Regions from separate parts of the Homo sapiens genome. Here region 1 is linked to region 2. Evidence: read pairs that join two places in POLR2A ChIA-PET (ENCODE). Cell type or tissue: HepG2. All regions are shown on one strand. Each heading gives the region's core, and the rest is flanking DNA. Links, peaks and the distances in the headings are about the cores only. Region 1 has its middle 48 kb from the start of NBPF3. Region 2 overlaps ECE1 (endothelin converting enzyme 1).

Region 1 (8,000 bases), core at 1-8,000, 140 kb after region 2:
AAGTGAGGAGTGTCTCCGCCCGGCAGCCACCCCGTCCGGGAGGGAGGTGGGGGGGGTCAGCCCCCCGCCCGGCCAGCCGCCCCATCCGGGAGGGAGGTGGGGGGTCAGCCCCCCCGCCCGGCCAGCCGTGCCGTCCGGGAGGGAGGTGGGGGGGTCAGCCCCCCGTCCGGCCGGCCGCCCCGTCCAGGAGGTGAGGGGCGCCTCTGCCCGGCCGCCCCTACTGGGAAGTGAGGAGCCCCTCAGCCTGGCCAGCCACCCCGTCCGGGAGGGAGATGGGGGGGTCAGCCCCCCCACCCGGCCAGCCACCCCGTCCGGGAGGGAGGTGGGGGGGTCAGCCCCCCGCCTGGCCAGCCGCCCCATCCGGGAGGGAGGTGGGGGGGTCAGCCCCCCGCCCGGCCAGCCGCCCTGTCCGGGAGGGAGGTGGGGGGGTCAGCCCTCTGCCCGGCCAGCCGCCCCGTCTGGGAGGTGAGGGGCGCCTCTGCCCGGCTGCCCCTACTGGGAAGTGAGGAGCCCCTCTGCGCGGCCAGCCGCCCGGTCCGGGAGGGAGGTGGGGGGGTCAGCCCCCTGCCCGGCCAGCCGCCCCGTCCGGGAGGTGAGGGGCGCCTCTGCCTGGCCACCCCTACTGGGAAGTGGGGAGCCCCTCTGCCCGGCCAGCCGCCCCGTCCGGGAGGGAGGTGGGGGGGTCAGCCCCCTGCCCGGCCAGCCGCCCCGTCCGGGAGGTGAGGGGCGCCTCTGCCCGGCCGCCCCTACTGGGAAGTGAGGAGCCCCTCTGCCCGGCCACCACCCCGTCCGGCCAGCCGCCCCGTCCGGGAGGTGAGGGGCGCCTCTGCCTGGCCACCCCTACTGGGAAGTGGGGAGCCCCTCTGCCCGGCCAGCCGCCCCGTCCGGGAGGGAGGTGGGGGGGTCAGCCCCCTGCCCGGCCAGCCGCCCCGTCCGGGAGGTGAGGGGCGCCTCTGCCTGGCCACCCCTACTGGGAAGTGGGGAGCCCCTCTGCCCGGCCAGCCGCCCCGTCCGGGAGGGAGGTGGGGGGGTCAGCCCCCTGCCCGGCCAGCCGCCCCGTCCGGGAGGTGAGGGGCGCCTCTGCCCGGCCACCCCTACTGGGAAGTGAGGAGCCCCTCTGCCCGGCCAGCCGCCCCGTCCGGCCAGCCGCCCCGTCCGGGAGGTGAGGGGCGCCTCTGCCCGGCCGCCCCTACTGGGAAGTGAGGAGCCCCTCTGCCCGGCTAGCCGCCCCGTCCGGGAGGGAGGTGGGGGGGTCAGCCCCCTGCCCGGCCAGCCGCCCCGTCCGGGAGGTGAGGGGCGCCTCTGCCCGGCCGCCCCTACTGGGAAGTGAGGAGCCCCTCTGCCCGGCCACCACCCCGTCTGGGAGGTGTGCCCAACAGCTCATTGAGAGCGGGCCAGGATGACAATGGCGGCTTTGTGGAATAGAAAGGCGGGAAAGGTGGGGAAAAGATTGAGAAATCGGATGGTTGCCGTGTCTGTGTAGAAAGAAGTAGACATGGGAGACTTTTCATTTTGTTCTGCACTAAGAAAAATTCTTCTGCCTTGGGATCCTGTTGATCTGTGACCTTACCCCCAACCCTGTGCTCTCTGAAACATGTGCTGTGTCCACTCAGGGTTAAATGGATTAAGGGCGGTGCAAGATGTGCTTTGTTAAACAGATGCTTGAAGGCAGCATGCTCGTTAAGAGTCATCACCAATCCCTAATCTCAAGTAATCAGGGACACAAACACTTCGGAGGGCCGCAGGGTCCTCTGCCTAGGAAAACCGGAGACCTTTGTTCACTTGTTTATCTGCTGACCTTCCCTCCACTATTGTCCCATGACCCTGCCAAATCCCCCTCTGTGAGAAACACCCAAGAATTATCAATAAAAAAATAAATTAAAGAAAAAAAAAAAAAGTGAAAAAGCTTACAAAAAAAAAAAAAAAAAAAAAGAAAGTGACCTCTGGTCATCCTCACTGTTCGTTATACGCTAATTATAATGCATTAGCATGCTAAAGGACACTCCCACCAGCGTCATGACAGTTTACAAATGCCATGGCAACGTCTAGAAATTACTCTCTATGGTCTAAAAAGGGGAGAAACCCTCAGTTCCCGGAACTGCCCAACCTTTTCGTGGGAAACTCATGAATCATCCACCCTTCATTTAGCATATTATCAAGAAATTACTATAAGTATAATCAGTTGACTAGCCCATGCTGCTGCTATCTATGGAGTAGCCATTCTTTATTCCTTTACTTTCTTAATAAACTTGCTTTCTCTTTACTCTATGAACTTGTCCCAAATTATTTATTTATTTTTGAGAGACAGAGTCTTGCTCTGTCGCCGAGGCTGGAGTACAGTGGTGCGATCTTGGCTCACTGCAACCTCTGCCTCCCGTGTTCAAGCGATTCTCCTGCCTCAGCTTCCCAAGTAGCTAGGACTACAGGTGCGTGCCACCACGTCTAGCTAATTTTTGTATTTTTTAGTAGAGACGGGGTCTCACTATATGTTGACCAGGCTGGTCTCGAACTCCTGACCTCAAGTGATCTGCCTGCCTCAGCCTCCCAAAGTGCTGGGATTACAGGCGTGAGCCACTGCGCCTGGCCCTGAATTCTTTCTTGGGCGAGGTCCAAGAATCCTCCTTTGGGGTCTAGATCCGGACACCCTTCCGGTAACATCTTCTTGGCTACCACAAAGGGACTATACCGAGGAGACCCCCAACTCAAAGGAAAGAGACTGCAGCACCGATTATCCGACTTTGGGTAAGTGGTGGGGTACATTTTACCCAGGTAAAGGATGGAATTGAGTGAGAGGCCCAACTTAGGAGAGTTAGTTTCTCCTGAGACAGACAAGGTTAAAGGCCCCTCTTAATAAAAGGCAAGGATGCTTGACCGAACTTGGGTTCAAGGCCCAACTTAGGAAGGTAAGAGTCCTTCCTAATATTTAGAGGGTTAGAGGACCTTCCCTCAGTAAAGTCCCTTTTGGTTAAAAAATGGGTTTGGGCTGGGCGTGGTGGCTCACGCCTGTAATCCTAGCTCTTAGGGAGGGAGAGGCAGGAAGATAGCTTGAGCCCAGGAGTTCAAGACCTGCCTGGACAATATATTGAGACCCTGTTCTCCACAAAAAGAAAAAAAAAAAAAAAAAAGAGGATTTGGCATTATGGGATGTTAACCCATCTTTGAATTAATCTGCCTTGCACTGCTTGCTGATGGCTATGGGTGACAGGATTAGACAAGTACAGGACCATAGGACATGGGAGCTTTTTCCTCCCCCAAAAGAGGGAAACTTGAGAGCTGATGGGTCTGCTGGAAAAGATCCCTTTGTGACTGACAAGCAGCTGCCTGAACTTTTGAGTCAGTGTCGCTGCAATGGGTGGGTCTTTCTCCCACCCCCTGAGCTCCTTGCCTTCCCCACCTCATCGCAGGCAATGCTTTTCTCTCTCTCGTTCTCTCCTTTCCCTTTCCTATCTTTTCTGTTACTCAGGGCGACCATCTTGCCCAGAGACCAAATGTTGAAACTGCTGGTCGGAGATCATTCCACCCCACTTTGAATAAAGATGACAGGGCTCAAACAGGGGCAAGTTTGAGCCTTACCAGTTCGATATTGGGTGCTAAGCAGAGTGGTTAATATCTATGTTTTGTCACACGTATTTTGCTCTGGCCGGATGGAAAATGTTAATTTGGTTATCCCATGCAATCCCTTGAACGGCATCTTACAAAATTGAGAGACTTTTGCCTGTGGTTCCATGAAAAGGAAAAAGATGATTTTCTTTGGTGTTGCAGCTTGGTCCCCAGGGCTATGATGTGGCAAGCAGGGTCACTAAGGTCACTCAGGGAAAGGGAACCCAGAAACCTGGCATGCAGGCAAAAGGGTAAGAATTTCTTACTGGTCAGGCTTGTGGGCTCTCTGTGCAAACTGGTTGTAGGAATTGTAAAAATCACTGTCTCCTCTGCAAAGTTCTTTTTTTTTTTTTTTTTTTTTTTTTTTTGAGACAGCGTCTCCCTCTATTGCCCAGGCTGGAGTGCACTCTGCTTCCCAGGTTCATGCCATTCTCCTGCCTCAGCCTCCCGAGTAGCTGGGACTACAGGCGCCCGTCATCTCACCCGGCTAATTTTTTGTATTTTTAGTAGAGAGTGGGTATCACCGTATTAGCCAGGATGGTCTTGATCTCCTGACCTCGTGATCCTCCCGCTCGGCCTCCCAAAGTGCTGGGATTACAGGCGTGAGCCACCCTGCCTGGCCGCAAAGTTCTGATTAATGAGAAAAAGGATTTGTGAGGTTAAACTGTAGTGAATCTGGTATACTTTGTGCTATGAATTTGTCTTTCTATATCGTTCTGTCATAAAGAGGGGTACCTTATGATACTTTGTGCTATGAATACTTTGTGCTATGGATTTGTATACTTTGTGCTATGAATTTGTCTTTCTATATCGTTCTGTCATAAAGAGGGGTACTTTGTGCTATGAATTTGTCTTTCTATATCGTTCTGTCATAAAGAGGCGTACCTTATGATAGAACATGGGCTTAGAACCCCATAAGCCTGCTGTTCAAGCTAGCCTGGAAAACTGGTCAGTTACAAACTTTGCTGCAGGTCCCTGAAGCAAACAAAAAAAACTGGATGAGGTTTGTAGTAGTCCGTTTTCACACTGCCATAAAGAAATACCTGAGACTGGATAAATTATAAAGGAAAGAGGTTTAATTGACTTACAGTTCCACATGGCTGGGGAGGCCTCAGGAAACTTATAATCAGGGTGGAAGGTGAAGGAAAAGCAAGGCACCTTCCTCCCTAGGCAGCAGGAGAGAGAGAAGAGCGAAGGAGAAACTTCCAAACACGAATAAAACCATCAGATCTCGTGAGAACTCACTCACTATCATGAGAAAAGCAAGGGGGAAACAGCCCCCATGATCCAATCAGCTCCCTCCCTCAACACGTGGGGATTACAGGTCCCTCCCTTGACATGTGGGGATTACAATTTGAGATGAGATTTTCGTGGGGACACAGAGCAAAACCGTATCAAGATTTCCCTCAGGTCTTGTTTTATGTCTTTGGGAGCTTGACCTTGTAACCACACCGTGGTAATTTCTCTTGGTTTCCACCATCCAGGGAACAGGAGTTTTGGGATTCATGTCATAGTTAGTCTTAAAAATTATCTTGAGGCTGGGTGCGGTGGCTCACGACTCTAATCCCAGCACTTTGGGAGGCCGAGGTGGGCGGATCACCTGAGGTCAGGAGTTCACGACCAGCCCGACCAACATGGCGAAACCCCATCTACTAAAAATAGAAAAATTAGCTGCACATGGTGGCACGTGCCTGTAATCCCAGCCACTTGGGAGGCTGGGGCAGGAGAATCTCTTGAACTCCAGAGGCAGAGGTTGCAGTGAGCCTAGACTGAGCCACTGCACTCCAGCCTGAGGGACAGAGTGAGACTTCTTCTCAAAAAAAAAAAAAAAAAAATTATCTTGAGCAGTTAAAAGCCATTGCAAGCTCAAAATTGACTGCTCTAGGCTCCTTCTGGAAAGAGCAATGGAGCCTGCCCAGTGCTGTAGCTTAGTAGCTAAGCCTTTGTCTTTTCACAGTGGTGGCCCAGGTTCAATTTTTGGCCTAGGAAATGAGTTATTTCTGTCATGTGGCGTTTGCCATTCATTGAGTCTCTTTCCCTCCATGAACAACTTCCGACTTCCTTTCTTGAATTTTCCTTTCTCTGAGCACCTGAGGTGCTATGAGGTTACCTTTGGTAAAGTTCAAAAGCCAGAAATATTGGCCATTTGGCCAGGCTACAGTCGGGTAATAAGAGATTTAAAAAGATTTTTTTTTTAAAGAGTGCTATGGTTAAAAGTCAGCTTAGTTAAAAGCAGATATTCAAGTTATAAGTGTATTTAAAAGGTCTTTATATTTTTTTCTCTTCTTGGATCTTATTTTTCTAAAGAAAAAAATGGTTTTCTCCTTAGTTGACTGAATTGTTTTTCTCCATTTTGTCTTCTTGCCTGTCCACATGAGAGCACCTAAGATAATTTCTTTCTTTCTTTTTTTTTTTTAAGACAGAGTCTTGCTCTGTCGCCCAGGCTGGAGTGCAATGGTGCAATCTTGGCTCACTGCAACCTCTGCCTCCTGGGATTCAAGCGATTCTCCCACCTCAGCCTCCCGAGTAGCTGGGATTACAAGTGCCTGCCACGACACCGGGCTAATTTTTGTATTTCTTTAGTAGAGACGGGGTTTCACCATGTTGGCCAGGCTGGTCTCAAACTACTGACCTTGTGATCCACCTGCCTCGGCCTCCCAAAGTGCTGGGATTACAGGCATGAGCCACCGCGCCCAGCCAAGAGGACCTAAGATAATTTCTAACAGCCTGTGACTCCTTGGGAAAAATGGAGGAGATGCCACAGATCTTGTTTTGGGAAAAACCTCTGTTTTCCTCCTGAAACTCCAGGAATTAGAACTGAATAGATCCATCCCTCTTGAAATCTAAGGCTCTCTTCTGTCTGGCATTGCATTATCTGACGTTTTTTACTTTGGGGGGGTATCAGAAATTACTTCACATTATGAGAGAGCTTTGGTGTGTAATAACTAGTTGGAGGATATACTTTTGGGCATGGCTAATGGCAATTAAGGGAGGATTCTCAGCTCTTTGCATGTTTGGATCAGAGAAGCATGTTCTTGGCCACCTAGAAGGTATGGATATATTCCCACCGCCACTGAGAGATAATCTGTTGGGAGATGGGCTGATCCCCTCCTTTTTGGGGATCCAGGATCTGGTATAAAAATGAGACCCTTAATTTTGGGGGATCTGTTTTGCCTTCCAGCTGTATGGGCTTATTAGGCCCTAGAAATTAGCTAGGTGTGGTGGCTCATGCCTGTAATCCCAGCACTTTGGGAGGCTGAGGTAGGTTGATCACGTGAGACCAGGAGTTCGAGACCAGCCTGGCCAACATGGTGAAACCCCATCTCTACTAAAAATACAAAAATTAGCTAGGTGTGGTGGTGCATGCCTGTAATCCCAGCTACTCGGGAAGCTGAGACATGAGAATCACTTGAACCTGGGAGGCAGAGGTTGCAGTGAGCTGATATTGCACCACTGCACTCCAGCCTGAGTGACAGAGTGAGACCCTGTCTCAAAAATAAATAACTTTTTAAAAAGAAAGAAACTACATGCTCTAAAAAGAAACTTAAAAACTGGCAAATGAGGCTGGGCACGGTGGCTCACGCCTGTAATCCCAGCACTTTGGGAGGCCGAGGCGGGCTGATCATGAGGTTAGGAGATCGAGACCATCCTGGCTAACACGGTGAAACCCCATCTCTACTAAAAATACAAAAAATTAGCCAGGCGTGGTGGCGGGTGCTTGTAGTCCCTGCTACTCGGGAGGCTGAGGCAGGAGAATGGCGTGAACCTGGGAGGTGGAGCTTGCAGTGAGCCAAGATCGCACCACTGTACTCCAGCCTGGGGACAGAGCGAGACTCTGTCTCAAAAAACAAACAAACAAACAAAAAAAACGAAAAACTGGCAAATGAAAAATCTTACAACTACTGGATCTTCTGTGTATTTTTATGTGTTGTGTGTGTGATGTTTATATATGGAAGAGCTCTGATTAATTCGTTTAAAAATAATAAGTGCTTAAATATTTTGTCAGAAAAATAAAAACTGCAATGCTTTTTAGTTCATGTGACTTAGTAAGCTTTGGGAAATAAAGACAGTCTTAAAGATTATTGGTGAAATAAAAATGTCTTTGAAATTTAGATATTTGGTCTAACTTAGGCAGGGCAGCTATTAGGTTTGCTAAATGCTTTAACGTCATAAACTGCTTCTTTCTTTTGAAAATCTTTCCACTGACCTGTTTTTAAGCCATTAGATAAAGTCTGGGGACAGGTGGAGTTAGTCATGACCGGCAGCTGGAAAGAGTTCAACCTCATCTGCATTTCTATCTGGTGTCTTAGGTTCTACTCCTGGTACATAATTAGAATCACTTACTTACCAGATTTTTCAGCAAAAACGAAAGTTGCTAAGAATTAACATTGTAACATGTA
Region 2 (8,877 bases), core at 1-8,000:
CAAAATTTAACCTGAAATGGAATGAGGATGCAATGAGAAGATGCAGCAGCTGCCGCTACCATTCAGCAAGCGTCTCCTGTGTGCCAGGAGCCGTGGCAAATGATTGATGCATATGATTCCACCTGGTCCTCACGCGAGTCCAAGCAGTAGGTACTATTATCCCTGCTTCATGGATGAGGAGACTGAGCTTTAGACAGGCCTGAAACAGTTGAGCTTGTAGACTCTGCAGCCAAACTGCCTGGGCTCATCTTCTAGCTCTCTTCCTTGCTAGCTGTGTAACCCTGGGTAAGTTAATGCATCCTTCTGGGCCTCAGTATCTTGTCTGAGAAGTGGGGATCACCATAATAACAGAACCCACTTCACTGGGTTATTTGTGAGGACTGAACAAGCTTATGCTGTTTGTTCTATTCAACATGGGATTCTGTAAGTAACATCAGTGAACTTCTACATGATTGGTAAATTCAGGAAGACAGCAGCATAACTTCTGAGCTGCATTGGTCCGAAGGTGATATTTCTCAGGCATGGGATCGGGAAGGGTTGAACATTAACTTTCAGCAAGAAAGGAAAAGCCCTCAGCTCAGCTAATGCACACAGCAGGCTGGTCAGCTCTACTTTTTTTTTTTTTTTGAGACGGAGTCTCACTCTCTTGTCCAGGCTGGAGTGCAGTGGTGCCATCTTGGCTCACTGTAACCTCTGCCTCCAGGGTTCAAGTGATTCTCCTGTTTCAGCTTCCCGAGTAGCTGGGATTACAACAGGCACCCACCACCATGCCCACTTAATTTTCGTATTTTTAGTAGAGATGGGGTTTTGCCATCTTGGCCAGGCTGGCCTTGAACTCCTGACCTCAAGTGACCCGCCTGCCTCAGCCTCCCAAAGTGCTGGGATTATAGGCATGAGCTACCGCACCCAGCCTGGTCTGCTCTATTTTAAGATGACTGAAAATGAGCGCTCGCGCCTGGGGCTTCCTCTCCTCACAGAGGCGCCTTCCAGACCTGTAACTCTCAGCCTCCAGCAGGTTGCACTTTCTCTGTGACCCTAAAGGCGCTTGTTCAGAGCTCTCTTTTTCTTTTCTTTTTTTTTTGAGATGGAATCTTGCTCTCATGTCTAGGCTCTAGTGCAGTGGCGTGATCTCAGCTCACTGCAACCTCCGCCTCCCAGGTTCAAGCGATTCTCCTGCCTCAGCCTCCCTAGTAGCTGGGATTACAGGTGTGAGCCACCACTCCTGGCTAATTTTTGTATTTTTAGTAGAGACAGGGTTTCACCATGTTGGTCAGGCTGGTCTCGAACTCCTGACCTCATGATCTGCCTGCCTCGGCCTCCCAAAGGGCTGGGATTAACAGCACTTTGAGCCACCCCACCTGGCCAGAGCTCCCTGTCTTATCTGCAGGGTCTTGGTGTCCACAGCTAGCATTTCCCAGCTGGTGCTTTCCCCACGGCAGCCTCCAGCCATGCTGAGGTACTCCTCAAGTTTCTAATTATTGTTTTGTTAGGATTCTGATTACAAAGTTGCGCAACTTAAAAAAAATTGTGGTACCCTTTGGAAGGCCGAGGCCAGTGGATCACCTGAGGTCAGGAGTTCAAGACCAGCCTGGACAACATGGTGAAACCCTGTCTCTACCAAAATTACAAAAATTAGCTGGGCGTGGTGGTACATGCCTGTAGTCCCAGCTACTCGGGATGCTGAGGCAGGAGAATCGCTTGAACCAGGGAGGCAGAGGTTACAGTGAGCCAAGATCACGCCACTGCACTCCAGCCTGGGCAACAGAGCGAGACTCCATCTCAAAAAAAAAAAAGCTGTGGTAAAATACATATAAAATTCACCATCTTCACCATGTTTAAGAGCACAGTTCAAGGACAGGAGCAGTGACTCATGCCTGTAATCCCAGCACTTTGGGAGACTGAGGTGGGCAGATCGCTTGAGCCCAGGAGTTCAAGACCAGCCTGGGCAACATGGTGACACCCCATCTTTACAAAAAAAAATTTAAAACTTAGCTAGGCATGGAGGTCTGAGCCTGTAGTCCCAGGTGGGAGAATTGCTTGAGCCTGGGAGGTCGAGGCTGCAGTGAGCTGAAATCACACCACTACACTTCAGCCTGGTTGACAGAGTGAAACCCTGCCTCAGAAAAAAAAGAGCACAGTTCAGGGGCATTCAGTCCATTCACACTGCAGTGCTACCATCACCACCACTATCCAGCCACAGATTGCTTTTTTAAATTATTTATTTTGTTTTGAGACACAGTCTCACTCTGTTGCCCACGCTGGAGTGCAGTGGTGCGATCTCAGCTCATTGCAACCTCCGCCTCCCGGGTTCAAGTGATTCTCCTGTCCCAGCCTCCCAAGTAGCTGGGACTACAGGCACATGCCACCACCTTGGCTAATTTTTTTTTTTTTTTTTTTAATAGAGACGGGGTTTTACCATATTGGTCAGACTGGTCTCGAACTCCTGACCTCTGGTGATCCACCCGTCTTGGCCTCCCAAAGTGAGGGGATTACAGGCATAAGCCACCGCGTCTGGCCCCACAGATTTCATCTTGCAAATGTGAGACTCTACCCATCAGGCAATAACTTCCCACTGGCCCCAACCCCCACTCCTGGAAACTACCATTCTACTTTCTGTCTCTATGAACTTGACTATTCTAGGTACCTCATATAAGTAGAATCAGGCAGTATTTGTCCTTTTGTGATTGGCTTATTTCGCTTAGCACAGTATCCTCAAGTAAAGTTGCATAACTTTTGTTCTGCTCTTGTTCTATTTTCCCCACACGTACTGCTATTTTTAGTGTGCGATTTTACAGAACACAAGGTTTTTTGGAATTATATATACTGCTACAGCAAAAATGCCTGTACATGTCGATCACTTAGATGGATATGTCTGGCATTTAGCAAGCAACTCATCAATATTGGCCATTACAATCTTTGTTCAAGGTCTCCCATGTATGTTCCTGGGCCTGTCCAATTCCAAATTCTCTTTTGTTTTCTTGAAAAAGGACAAAATGCAAGACAAAGGAGGTGAGAGAGGCTCCACATATGGCCTTCACATGGAAAAATCAATCAATAAAGTAAAATTGATCTGTAATGTAAGACCAGTCTATAGCCTGTTGGTATATACTGATGACACCCTCTGTGAGGGAGGTAGCCATAAACCCCCGCTTAACAGATGCTGAGGCCGGGCGCGGTGGCTCACGCCTGTAACCCCAGCACTTTGGGAGGCCGAGGCGGGCAGATCACGAGGTCAGGAAAGGGAGACCATCCTGACTAAGAGGGTGAAACCCCATCTCTACTAAAAATACAAAAAATTAGCCGGGCATTATGGTGGACGCCTGTAGTCCCAGCTACGCGGGAGGCTGAGGCAGGAGAATGGCATGAACCCGGGAGGCAGAGCTTGCAGTGAGCGGGGATCGCGCCACTGCACTCCAGCCTGGGCGACAGAGCGAGACTCAGTCTCAAAAAAAAAAAGAGATGCTGAATTTGCAGATGGGGTAAGGTGACTTTCCTGAGGTCACATAGTTAACTAGCCACTGTGGAGGTCTAAAACCCAGGTTCACTCATCTCTTTGGGTTTAAAAGGGCAACTCAGCTGCTGGGGAACAAGGACCTCAAAGGACAGGTGAATTTGTGAGGAGGGCAGGTCCTGAAGGCAGTGGCGTGCTGGTAAACAGTTAACAACTGCGCCGGGCACGGTGGCTCATGCCTGTAAATCCCAGCACTTTGGGAGGCCAAGACAGGAGAATCACCTGAGTCCAGGAGTTCAAGACCAGCCTGGCCAACATGATGAAACCCTATCTCTGCTAAAAGTATAAAAAAATTAGCCAGGCGTGGTGGTGCACGCCTGTAATCCCAGCTACTTGGGAGGCTGAGGCATGAGAATCACTTGAGCCTGGGAGGCGGAGGCTGCAGTGAGCCAAGATCATGCCACTGCACTCCAGCCTGGGCAACAGGGCGAAGCTCTGTCTCAAAACAAAAACAAAAACAAAACAGTTAACAACTGGCTCTCAGTTTCTGGGTAACTCTTCCCACCGTGGCTGATGGTAAAATACCTGCGGAGCTGGTAAGAGATGTGCGCAGCGGACTTGGGGGCCAGGGGGCTCCAGTGCATCCCTGCCAGCTAGGTGAGCTGGGAAGAGCCACTTGGGCTAAGAATGAGCTAAGAATGAGCAGACCTGGATCAGCATCCCCAGGAGGAACCAGCTCTGGGACCTCCAGCCTTTTTCCGTTCTTTCTCTAAAAAGGGGAAAACAGCCTCCCCTCCCAGAGCTGATAGATCTGTGCCTCTTATACCTGCTTGCCCAATAACCCTGAGTTTCTTTTCTCTTTACCTTGTCCTCTCTGCCCTCCTCCTGGTAGGAGGCCCTCAGGCAGGTAACCTCTGAGGCTAATCTTTAACATTTCTGTGACTACAAAAACTGGAGCTGTGCTTGTGAGATCCTCAAATAGGGTTCCACCATTAGAGCCACCTGACTGCATGACCTGTTGGCAAAGGCCTTGGGAAAATCGACAAGTTTACAAACTGTCAGTGTTTACACAGTGGACGAGAGCTCCATAAACTGCAGACAACTGGAACTCTCTGATCAAGGTACAGATATAAGACGGTGAGAAATCCCTGTGTACTCTTCAACACAACCCTGGCCCTTTAGGGAAAGCAGGTGTTCTGTGCAGGGAAGTTCCCATGACTGTCAGATAAGATGTGTTGAATACCAGGATTTTCACATTTTCCATCCTGGCTGCTTTAGTGAACTCCTATCTTAAACACATGTGCCTAGCTCCATCTCCATGGAGACGGCTGTTTTAACTGACTAGGACATTCCACTTGTGACTCACACCCTCTGGGGCACACCAGTGAGCTCCATTTTCCACACCTGCAGCCAAGGAGTACTGTGGGTCACAAACCAACCAATTCAAATAGGTTTGAAACTGGGAGAGAAGAGAAGAATGCTTCTGAGCTTCATCTCAGCTGGAGAAATGGGGTAGAAAATGGGGCTCAGGCCCAAACAGCCTTTGGCGTGAGGGTCCTAGAAAGGAAGGGGAAGGTCCTCAGGCCCCCAGAAGTAATGGAAGAGTGTCTGATTCACAGCTCTGAGTTCAGACTCTGCTGGGGACTAGCCTGGAAGCATTCTGTACCCCAGCAGGGCTAGCCTAGAACCACACTGTGAAACCTGGCGTGCTTTTCCCTAAGTTACCTGGAGTATGGGAAGAAAACCCCATTTCCAGACACCAGGGAACAAGACATTCTCTGTCCCAGAGTAGAATGAATCAAATTGATTTAGTGCTGGGTTCCTGGGTGACATCGCTAATAACAAAGGAATAGTAACAATAATGATGAATATAATATGTTATGCTTGTACTGGGTTGTGCAAATGAGTTTACTGAATGAACTCTCATCCTTTACCTCAACTTATTCTCCAACAACCCTGTGTGGCAGGCCAGGAAGAGATTCTTACTTAGAACACAGGCTTCAGGGGGCCAGGACTTCTTTATTATTTTATTTTATTTTATTTTATTTTATTTTATTTTTTTGAGACGGAGTCTCGCTCTGTCACCCAAGCTGGAGTGCAGTGGTGTGATCTTGGCTCAATGCAACCTCCGCCTCCTGGGTTCAAGTGATTCTCCTGCCTCAGCCTACCGAGTAGCTGGGACAACCGGCGCACACCACCACACCCGGCTAATTTTTGTATTTTTAGTAGAGACGGGGTTTTACCATATTGGTCAGGCTGGTCTTGAACTCCTGACCTCAGGTGATCCACCTGCCTCGGCCTCCCAAAGTGCTGGAATTACAGGCCTGAGCCACCATGCCCGGCCAGGACGTCTTTAAATGTCAGACATAATTTTAAAAATATGCATATATACCCATTTATTCTGGGAGATAGTCCATGGTTTTTGATCTGTTCTCAAAGGACTCTGTGACTTAAAGTTAAGAACCACAGGCCGGGCGCGGTGGCTCACGCCTGTAATCCCAACACTCTGGGAGGCCGAGGCGGGCAACTCACGAAGACAGGAGATCGAGACCATCCTGGCTAACACGGTGAAACCCGGTCTCTACTAAAAATACAAAAAAATTAGCCGGGCGTGGTGGCGGGTGCCTGTAGTCCCAGCTACTCGGGAGGCTGAGGTGGGAGAATGGCGTGAACCCAGGAGGTGGAGCTTGCAGAGAGCCGAGATGGCGCCACTGCACTCCAGCCTGGGCGAGAGCGCGAGACTCTGTCTCAAATTAAAAAAAAAAAAAGAACCACAGGCCAGGTGCGGTGGCTCATGCCTGTAATCCCAGCACTTTGGGACGCCGAGGCGGGTGGATTATGAGGTCAGGAGTTCGAGACCAGCCTGACCAACATGGTGAAACCCCGACTCTACTAAAAATACAAAAATTAGCCGGGCGTGGTGGTGCCTGCCTGTAATTCCAGCTACTCAGGAGGCTGAGGCAGGAGAATCGCTTGAACCTGGGAGGCAGAGGTTGCAGTAAGCTGAGATCATGCCACTGCACTCCATCCTGGGCGACAGAGCAAGACTTTGTCTCAAAAAAAAAAAAAAAAAAAAAAAAGAGGAACCACAGTCCCTTGTGAGGGCAAGGGCTATGTCTCATTTGTGTTCTGGCACACAGCTGGGGTGAGTGAACGAGCCAAGCCCATTTTACAAGGAAGGCAGCCAAATTCACATTAGAATTTAATCAGAAATATCTGTAAAAACTCGAGAGAATCCATATATTTCCTAAAGATCTTAATTGAACTTTGGGTACTTAGAACACAGAGGCTGTTTGGCCAGGCGTGGTGGCTCATGCTTATAATCCCAGCACTTAGAGCTCCAAGGGGCTTACAGTCCTCTGAATCTAAGCCCAGGGCTTGTGTACTACAAGCTGCTGAGTCTGCTAAACTCCCCCCACCTTGGCAGCTGTGCAGCTGGGAGGCAGGAAAAGCCTTTCTTCCTCTGCTTGGAAGAAGAGAGCAGAAGCAGTGGTGATAGGATGCCTGGGGGGAACCTGGTGGCCATGCTGGGCTGATGTGCTCAGGGCTCCTGTGCCTTCTCCGCTATTCCTGGCACAGACAGTTGGCATCATGGCCACGGTAGGGGGCTGAGGCACTGCGGGGGCCCCTCAGGCTGAGAAATCGGCTGGAACAAACCAAATTATAATGCACAAACAACATCACCCTCAGCCTCCTGGCCTCAGAGCAGGAAAAGAGTGCCAGATGGTATCTAACAGCAGCTGTTGATCTCCATCCTGGTCTGAGCAGCACCACTGAGCCTCAGGCCAGTTTCTCTGGGAGCTGAAGGGCAGCCAGCACCAGCAGGAGGCCAGGCTCCCCTGACCCTGATCGTGGGCCCTAGCACGGCCTGCATCTCCGCCTGGGACACCCAGTTGGCCTGGAAATGCTCATCTATCGTTAGACTCACCTTCCCTGACTTCTCCCCACCCCTGGCTCCCAGGGCCCGCTGCTTTTGCCCAAAGCACTCAGCAATGAGACAGGGTTGTTTCTAGCTGGTGTCCCCCACTAGCCAGGAAGCACATGAAGCGCAAGGTCCCAAGACGGACCCATATACACCTGTCAGCTGGAGGAGGGTAAAGGGCAGGGACCTAGTGTTCTTCCTGAAAGTAGAAGGAACGGACAACAGGTCAAATTCGGCTGGTCACAAGGTAAGGAAGGAGGGAGATGACACTCTGCGGGAGCCCCTCCTCAGCAGAGAAGCAAGGCCTGGCCACGCATTCCTGGGTGATGTCAAGAAACGGCAAGATCGGTGGTGGCCATTCTGCTGATCCCTCTGCAATGCCAGCTGATGCTCTGGAAAGAAGGAACCAGCAAGCTATTCTCTCTGGACCCTCAAGAACCAAGCAGCCACCAGAGGGCAGCCTTTGGCAGAGGCTGAGCCCTTGGACGTTGGGCTTCTCCAATGGGTGACAGAGAGCATCACAGATCTAACGCCCTGTTGTACAGTGAGCCCATCTGCGGCTGGCTCCTCTGCCACTTAGGAGCCTCCGGACCTTGATCTGGCTCAGAAAAGGGAAAAGTAATGACAGAATCCACACCATGCATTTATTAAGTGCTCACTGTAACCAAGTTCGATGTGCTTGGTGCTGGAGAGACTGGAAAGGCGCTGTCAATGTAAGCTGGTGTGGTCATGACCCCGAGCCTCCAAGTAAACACTATTAATTACAGAGAAGCAGCCTGGTGTCGGCCAGGCGCCTATTTTGGAGTCACTTACTAGCTGTGTGCCCTTCAGCAGGTAACTTGACCTTTCTGAGCATCAGTTTTTCCATCTGTGGACTGGGCATAACAACCATCCTTCCTTTGTCACATAGTTTCAAGGACTAGATGAAATGAGTATAAAAGCCCCCAGTCCAGGGCCCTGTCTGAAACCTGGAGGCCATCCCAGCCTCCCTAGCAGCCGGCGCTCAAGTTACCTGCAGCTCGGCTGCCGTCACTTTGTGGTAGATGAGCTCCTCATCACGGCGCTTCTCCTGTGGGATGGTGATGTTGGCCAGTGCCGTCTCAAAGTCCAAGATCTGCTGCATCTGGGGCCGGATGGCCTCCTCGTCCCCGCCGCCCAGCAGCTTCCCCAGCTGGACCATGTAGTTCAGATATCCGGTCAGCACCTGCAGGGCCCATACCCCAAACTGTCAGTGGCTGCCCCCCCACTATCCACTGGACGAGAGTTGGTGGGGGGCTTGGCCAGCCAAGTCCGGCACAGGGAGCCAGGGGGCTGCACAGTGCCCCCAAGACACCCGTGGGGCCAGGTGTGGTGGCTCACGCCTGTAATCCTGGCACTTTGGGAGGCTGAGGTGGGTGGATCACCTAAGGTCAGGAGTTTGAGACCAACCTGGCCAACATGGCGAAACCCCGTCTCTACTAAAAATACAAAAATTAGCTGAGCATAGTGGGAGGTGCCTATAATC

Evidence for each region. ChIA-PET counts read pairs that join two places held together with the same protein. Peaks named below come from ENCODE experiments on the same cell type or tissue, not always from the same donor. Only the 100,000 strongest peaks of a DNase experiment are listed, where the experiment ranks them.
Region 1: POLR2A ChIA-PET joins it to region 2 with 5 read pairs; 2 of 35 experiments call an interaction of 5 or more read pairs at or near these places.

The regions. Positions count from the first base shown.
Region 1 is chr1:21,387,885-21,395,884 of GRCh38, forward strand. No RefSeq gene overlaps it. Among named protein-coding and RNA genes, the nearest start is that of NBPF3, 48 kb to the right of the region's middle. In HepG2, for the core only: no CTCF peak of the experiment used is centred there; no DNase peak of the experiment used is centred there; H3K27me3 peaks cover 1,231 bases.
Region 2 is chr1:21,247,562-21,256,438 of GRCh38, forward strand. ECE1 (endothelin converting enzyme 1) reads right to left here. Exons shown (of 19, transcript NM_001397.3): 8 at 8,386-8,577. Among named protein-coding and RNA genes, the nearest start is that of ECE1, 38 kb to the right of the region's middle. In HepG2, for the core only: a CTCF peak has its summit at 7,839 (motif pointing right); DNase peaks (open chromatin) are centred at 510, 4,490 and 7,840.